Regions from separate parts of the Mus musculus genome. Here region 2 is linked to region 1. The links are chromatin contacts, found by Hi-C in ENCODE. All regions are on one chromosome and are shown on one strand. The core of a region is the stretch at or near the end of the contact, and the rest is flanking DNA. Distances in the headings are between cores, read along the strand shown.

Evidence for each region. Hi-C counts contacts between places; a loop is a spot of excess contacts on that map.
Region 2: a map of T-helper 2 cell shows a loop between it and region 1 (4-fold over the local background). The contact joins the promoter of Cdkn3 here to the promoter of Gnpnat1 in region 1. A Hi-C loop is called at or near these places in 2 of 37 maps with a recorded cell type or tissue (T-helper 2 cell and regulatory T cell).

Annotation. Positions count from the first base shown.
Region 1 is chr14:45,387,471-45,390,744 of GRCm38, forward strand. Gnpnat1 (glucosamine-phosphate N-acetyltransferase 1) reads right to left here and starts at 1,326. Exons shown (of 6, transcript NM_019425.2): 1 at 1,278-1,326.
Region 2 is chr14:46,759,069-46,762,296 of GRCm38, forward strand. Cdkn3 (cyclin-dependent kinase inhibitor 3) reads left to right here and starts at 1,473. Exons shown (of 8, transcript NM_001360041.1): 1 at 1,473-1,580. The coding sequence starts at 1,572.

The DNA of each region.
Region 1 (3,274 bases), core at 76-2,575:
CCAAGTTCAAGGCTAGCCCCTGCTACACAGGCTGTTTTATCAAAACAAAACTACAAGAAGCCTTCATTCTGTAGCACTTAAAGGTCACCACCTAACTTCCTCTCTAAGTTTGGTTGTAAACTCTAACTAAAAGCCCCTCCCCCTCTACCCAGTAGGGTTTAACTTCTAAATTAGCATTTGTTTACAATGCTTGAGTATTGCCTAAGCCCTAGTCCAGTGAACCTCTAGTCAATGAATAATGAATGACGTAAGGTATTATCTAGAAATCACATTTCAGAAAGTCATGTAGAAAAAAAGATTGCCACATGGCCACAAGTGAGAAGACAAAAGACATACACCCAACTTCAAGTTTGGTTTCCCAGCCTCTGAATGAGTCTGGATATAGATGGGGAGCGGCTGCTTCCTGAAAAACAGCGGAGCAACAAGTAGGAAGATTGAAGACCAGGATTCACACATTTCTAAACATGATCTGCAGCCAAATCAAACTCGCTGTGATAGGTTACAGGTAGACAGACAGATAAGTAGACAGCTCCGAGTATCTTCATGAAAGGTAGTATTTCATGAAGCAAGAAGTCTTTCCCGTTAGTGTACTTAATCTACACGATCTGATTAGCCCCAAGTCTAGTTGCACAGTTGGGAGCACCGAGTTTCCAAGACTAGCCCTAAGGTTAGTTAACACTCATCAACAAATGAGTGGCCTGGAATGAGGATCCTCTCATTTTCCCATAGAGCATTACTGCAGGAAAGTCAACAGATGACAATCTTTGCATCATGGAATCTGTTTGAATCATACAATTCCTACCTTAATGAATCCATTTCCTGAGACCTACTCTTGGATTAATTAATCCCAAACAAACCCCCATTTATTTTTTTACAGGAACAAATTTTATGCTTGCCTTACATAAACATTAGCTCTAACACATAATAGAAACCACACAGTTGGTGTTTCTAGAGGTTCAAGTTCTAGGTTCCCCCACCCCAGGTTTCATACAGTCTGCGCAGCTGGGGCTCTTCAGAGCCGGTGCTTGTCTTCAGCGGCTCTGACCGCTACACCCGTAAAAGGGAACCGAGGGTTCGCGCCCTTTCATAGGGACGGCGGCAGAAAAGGTGAGGACCGTCCCCCATTCCCACGCCACGGACACTCCTAGGCCCTCCAAGACCCTGCCCGGCCAGACTGCCGGGCATCAAGCTTTGCCGCCCGGCTCCCGGGCAGGGCGTCTCAGCCTCTGCGGTCCCAAGCCCGCCAGCCCTCGCGTCCCAGCCCCAGGCCGCCTCACCGCACTGGAGCGGACCACGCTCCAGTCCCGGCGCGTCAGTCTCCCTGCGGGTCAAAGCGCCGCCGCATCCGGATCCGGCTGCAGCTCCAGCCCCGCCCCCCGTGCGCCCCCACGCGCCGCAGCCGGAACCGCCAGGCCAAACGTGGCCGGACCAACGCCTCTGCCCTGCCCCGCCCTCACGCACCGCTGCGCACGCGGAGGCACGGCCACGCACACCACTCCTGGGCTCCGGAGGCGAGGCGGGGCGGGGCGGGGCGGGGCGTGGGGCAAAGACCAGGGGCAAAGCTTGCGTCATCAGTTTACCTTCCAGACTTGCCTTTCGCTCACTGCACGAGAGTACCACCGTCGCTCTCACACCTTATCTGAAAATAAAGCCATAGGAGTATAAGCAGCCTACCGCGATGACCGGTGTGGGTTCCTTTCATTCTCCGAGCCCTAAGGCTCCTACCCTGTCAGTCCCATCGTCCCCCTCCCTCACTTGCATGCAGTCCATTAACAGGACTGGTGATTACATCTCCTGATTGTCAAATGTCTGAGACAAGGCTGGGCTTCTGTCTTCTAGAAACTGAGCTGGAACCACTCACCCTTGAGCTCTCTTGAGCTTTCCACTGCAGCCCTTTGCTTCCTATGACACCCGGAACATTTCAGCTTACTCTGGGCAAGAAGTGGCTACGTTCTCCAGGCAGTGAAGAGTGGGGTAGAGGCCAGGGCCCTGAAAGCATCTTACAGTATACAGCAAATACTGTGCTTGTTCTGTAATCTCAGTCCTGGGAAGGTTCCTACCTCCAGTGTCTCTCTCTTAAGTGTCATTTAGTGTCATCTGACAAGTGAGGAAGCAGAGATTTGGAGATATACATACATACATACATACATTCACACACACACACACACAGCGAGTGTGTGTGTGTGTGTGTGTGTGTGTGTGTGTAGTACTTGGTGCATGCCTTTAATTCCAGCACTAGAGACCAGAGGCTTTGTGCATCTCTGTGAGTTCAAGACAGTTCTACACAATTAGATCAAATACAGCCCCGAATATGTAGAGAAATGCTGTCACTAGATAGATAGATAGATAGATAGATAGATAGATAGATAGATAGATAGGGGAGGAGGAAGAAATGTCTTGAATATACCAAGACGTATACCACTTCCATCTCTGAACTCATTAAAATATTTGTTTTTTTTAAAGATTTATTTATTATATGTAAGTACACTGTAGCTGTCCTCAGACACACCAGAAGAGGGAGTCAGTTCTTGTTACAGATGGTTGTGAGCCACCATGTGGTTGCTGGGATTTGAACTCTGGACCTTTGGAAGAGCAGTCGGGTGCTCTTACCCACTGAGCCATCCCGCCAGCCAAAATATTTGTTTTTTAATGTCTTACTACATTATTTTGCTTATTTTAAAACTTGCAGCATCAGAGAAATACAGAATAAAAAGTCATGTGTCCCCATGGCTTCGCCTGTAGAATTAACATTATGTTAACAGCTTGGTAGAAATGTCTTCGGATTATGTGAATTTCCTTTGCTGTGCTTCCATTTTACTTGTGGCTTTGAACATTTGTGACACAGCTTCCTAATCTTTGGTGGTATCTGGTACCTAATCTGACACTGTGACGGTCTAATAAAGCAATACAAATAAAACATTCAACATGTATCCTGGCCTGTAATATGTGCTTAAGATGCTAGTTTGTGTACATGTATGTGTGTGTAGAAGGAATAAACTACAGTATGGTGAAATGAGGAACATCTACCCAAATTCCAGTGCAACAAAACCTGTTAGTTAACTGCATGTCTTACTCAGAAATGGCAGCGTAATTACTCGATGCAATCTCATAGGGGCCCAGACCACCCTGTCACAAAAATACTATACTCTGAAATAAATCATATCTTTAATGAAAAGAGACTAGAAAATCACAGGTAGACCTTTACCGATTAACTCAGGCTGATGTTCCACTCACAATGACTGGCCAATTAGTAAACACAGCCTTGCCTAAAACT
Region 2 (3,228 bases), core at 223-2,722, 1.4 Mb after region 1:
TCAGCTCCTGCTTCCAAGTTCCTGCCCTGTGTGAATTCCTATCTTGACTTCCTTCAATAATGAACAGCAATGTGCAAGTGTAAGCTAAATTAACCCTTTCTTCCCCCACTTGCTTTTTGGTCATGGTGTTTCGTTGCAGCAAGAGAAACCCTAACTAAGACATGCATTGACCTGGCTAAGCCAGGTGCTCAGATATTTAGAAAAACACTATTGTGAATATTAGGGGATGTAATTTACATTTAAGTTGGTAGACTTTGGGTAAAGCAGATTGTCTTCCAAGTTGGAAGCCTGGATATTACAAAAGCTAAGATTCTCTTAACACAAGGAGGATTCTTTAGCTTATGGTTTTCACAGTTAATTTACAGCACAGACTCTTCCTGGCCCCCACAACACTCTGCCTTTGAACTTGAACTTTGATCTGATCTTCTGAGTCAACAGCCACTAACCTCTCACTAGATTTTGAACTCACCAGCATTCCGAAGTCATTTCTTTTACACACACACACACACACACACACACACACACACACACACACACACAACTTCTATTTCTCCGAAGGATCGTGACTAATGCTATTTCTAAGTCAAATCGTGCTGTCTTCTTTCCCTAACTACTAGCCCTGTGCCCACTGACTTTGACATAAGGGTAAAAGAGGAAACTTCTGCTTTTCTCAAATTCCATGATACTATTGCTCCAGGTGACTTTCTTTCCCAAAGCCAGCTAAATGAAGACTGAAAATGGAAGGTGGGGGGGGGGGGGCAGGGGAGTTAATGGAGAGAAGATTCACCAATAAAGAGCGTGTCCTCTCAGAGAGGACCCTAGTTCAGTTCCTTGCGCCCATGTAGCAGGCTCAGAACAGTCTTATATTGGCGCTGATTAAGCCTGACAAGGTCGACCCCACCCCCAACCCCCATATCATTTTATCTCCTTTTCATACAATATTAGCACATTCCTACTTGGTGAACAGGAAGACTGATCTACACATTAACTTATGTACATCCTGGAACATCCAGAACATACAGAACATCCAATGTCAAGTATGCCTATGCTCTTTATTTAGTATTCTCCAAAGTATCTACATGACTAGATATGACAGCAATGTCAGTTTTCCCAGGGACACCTCCTATGCAAGGCTCTCCTCCACCAATTACCACGCCCTGAAAGTTAAAACAATTTAAAAGAAAATGCTCCCTATCCTGGTATCATTCAGAAATTAAGTCCAGAAAGTCTCCAAAGCGCTGGACTTGTGAGGAACCACTTCGCCTCGCTCCGCCTCTCGCCACGTCCACGCCCTCAACTGGCGGAGGGGCGGAGCCCTCCAAGCCAATCCCCTTTCTTCCGGGCCCTCCTTCCGCGCGTCTTTCAAAGACTTCCTCTGAACCAATGAGTAGTCAGAGGCTGAGCAAGGCCCCGGAGTAAGAAACAGAGCGAGGATATGATTGGTTTCTGGAACGCCCCGCGCCACCTCCTACGTGGGCGGACCAATGGACTGACGGGGGCGGGCTCTTCGCGGGCGGTGTCCTAAAGGCTGCGAGGGCGGCGGCACTGGTTACGGCGAGTGGCGACCCGCGATGAAGCCGGTGAGTGGGGCTGTCCGGGACCCGAAGGATCCTCGCCACGGGGCCAGACGCTGGACCGCCTCGGCTGCGTTGCTGGGCGGCCAGCGGTGCGATTCGCACAGTAACCGCCCTGCGCGTCGGGGAGGCTGAGTGGCAGATCTGTGGCACTGCGGTTCGCTGCCCACCTGAGGGGCCTCACGACGACCCTGCCAGAGAGGGCCAAGCCATTCAGCTTGACAGCTCAGATGCAGAGGCTGTCACGGCCGGGGTTGTGGGTGGCTTGATGCCTCAGATGCAGAGGCTGTAACGACCCCGTTTGTGAGTGACATCACGATAGCCACCCTCCCTCAGAAAGCTCAGGGCACTGCGTCTTGTTTCCTGCAGGTCAGAATCCCTGGGCCTGAGGAAGGCAGGGACGTCTAAGCCTGTTAGCATTTATCCACAGCAGGCTGAGAGGGGTGGAGTGAAAAGTCACACAAGCTTAAAATCTGGTTTTATAGGAGAAAGAAAAGGGGTCTTAGCCATGACTTGGAAGCCCCACCTGACATATCGTTTCTACCTCATAGCTGACACTCCACTTAAAGGCTTCATTTGGGTTCCGTTGTGTTTTATACCAAAGAGCAATCCAAAGAAACCGCAATCTATAATTTCAGCCAGTTATCACCTGTTCCTCCAGCAAGACCTTTCTAGAAGAGCTTGAAAGCCAAGCAGTCAGGTGGTTACTCTTGCAAGTCTTGTGTCCACTGTGTCAGCTGCCTACCGACTGCATTGTTGCCAGAGGAAGAGTGAGCTATCTGACCTCTGGTATAGAGGAACTGAACACACGTAGAGCTCGCTATTTCCTCCTCTCTTGAGATCTACCTCCTCTGGCAAGCACAAGTGAGTCCTCTGTAGTCCACTGCTGCCTGGGAAGGGGTAGATCTGGATGGATGTGGGAATCACACAGCCGCAGTCTACTTTCTCCTTTTGACATTCTTTAAAACTAATATTTTTGTATACACGTGTTGTTCAAATGTCTGATCTCAGATGGTTCCAATTAGGGAGTGGAAAGGGTTTTTTGTTTGTTTGTTTGTTTGTTTTTGTTTTTGTTTTAGAAAGGGGATGAGCAGTGTCCACTGGCTTTGTCTCTTCTGGGTCATCTCTACTGAATACACAATCCTCCACCCTTCCACCCATATTGTGTTTTCTTTTGAGCCAGCCTGGCCATGTATACCACTGCTCTAGAACTTGTGCCTCAGTCTCCCCAATGCTGACATCAAAGCTTTGCACCATCATACCTGCCTTAGCTCTTGAATTTTCACACTGACTGCTTTAACTTCCTAGTCTACCTACAAACCTGCAGGTTCTTCCTTCAGAGCTTAGCTCAATGGTCTCTAAGAAACCCTTCCCTGTTCCCTAAATGCTCAGTCATTCCTTCCACTCTACAGCACATGGTTTCTGCTAGTTTAACACCTTTGCCATCCTGTAACCTTGCACACCGCTGTCTCTCTAGCTGTGTTGAAGGTAGACAGCATATCACAGGGTCTTCAGGTCTTCAGAGCACAAACATCAGAGGGTCTAAGGAATGTCTGAGATGGAATGGGCAAATGGTACTTCAGAATTGAGGAAAGCTGATAGAGGATAAACTTAGGTGCCTTGTCTGATATTATCCAAGGACCAGTTCCAGGAG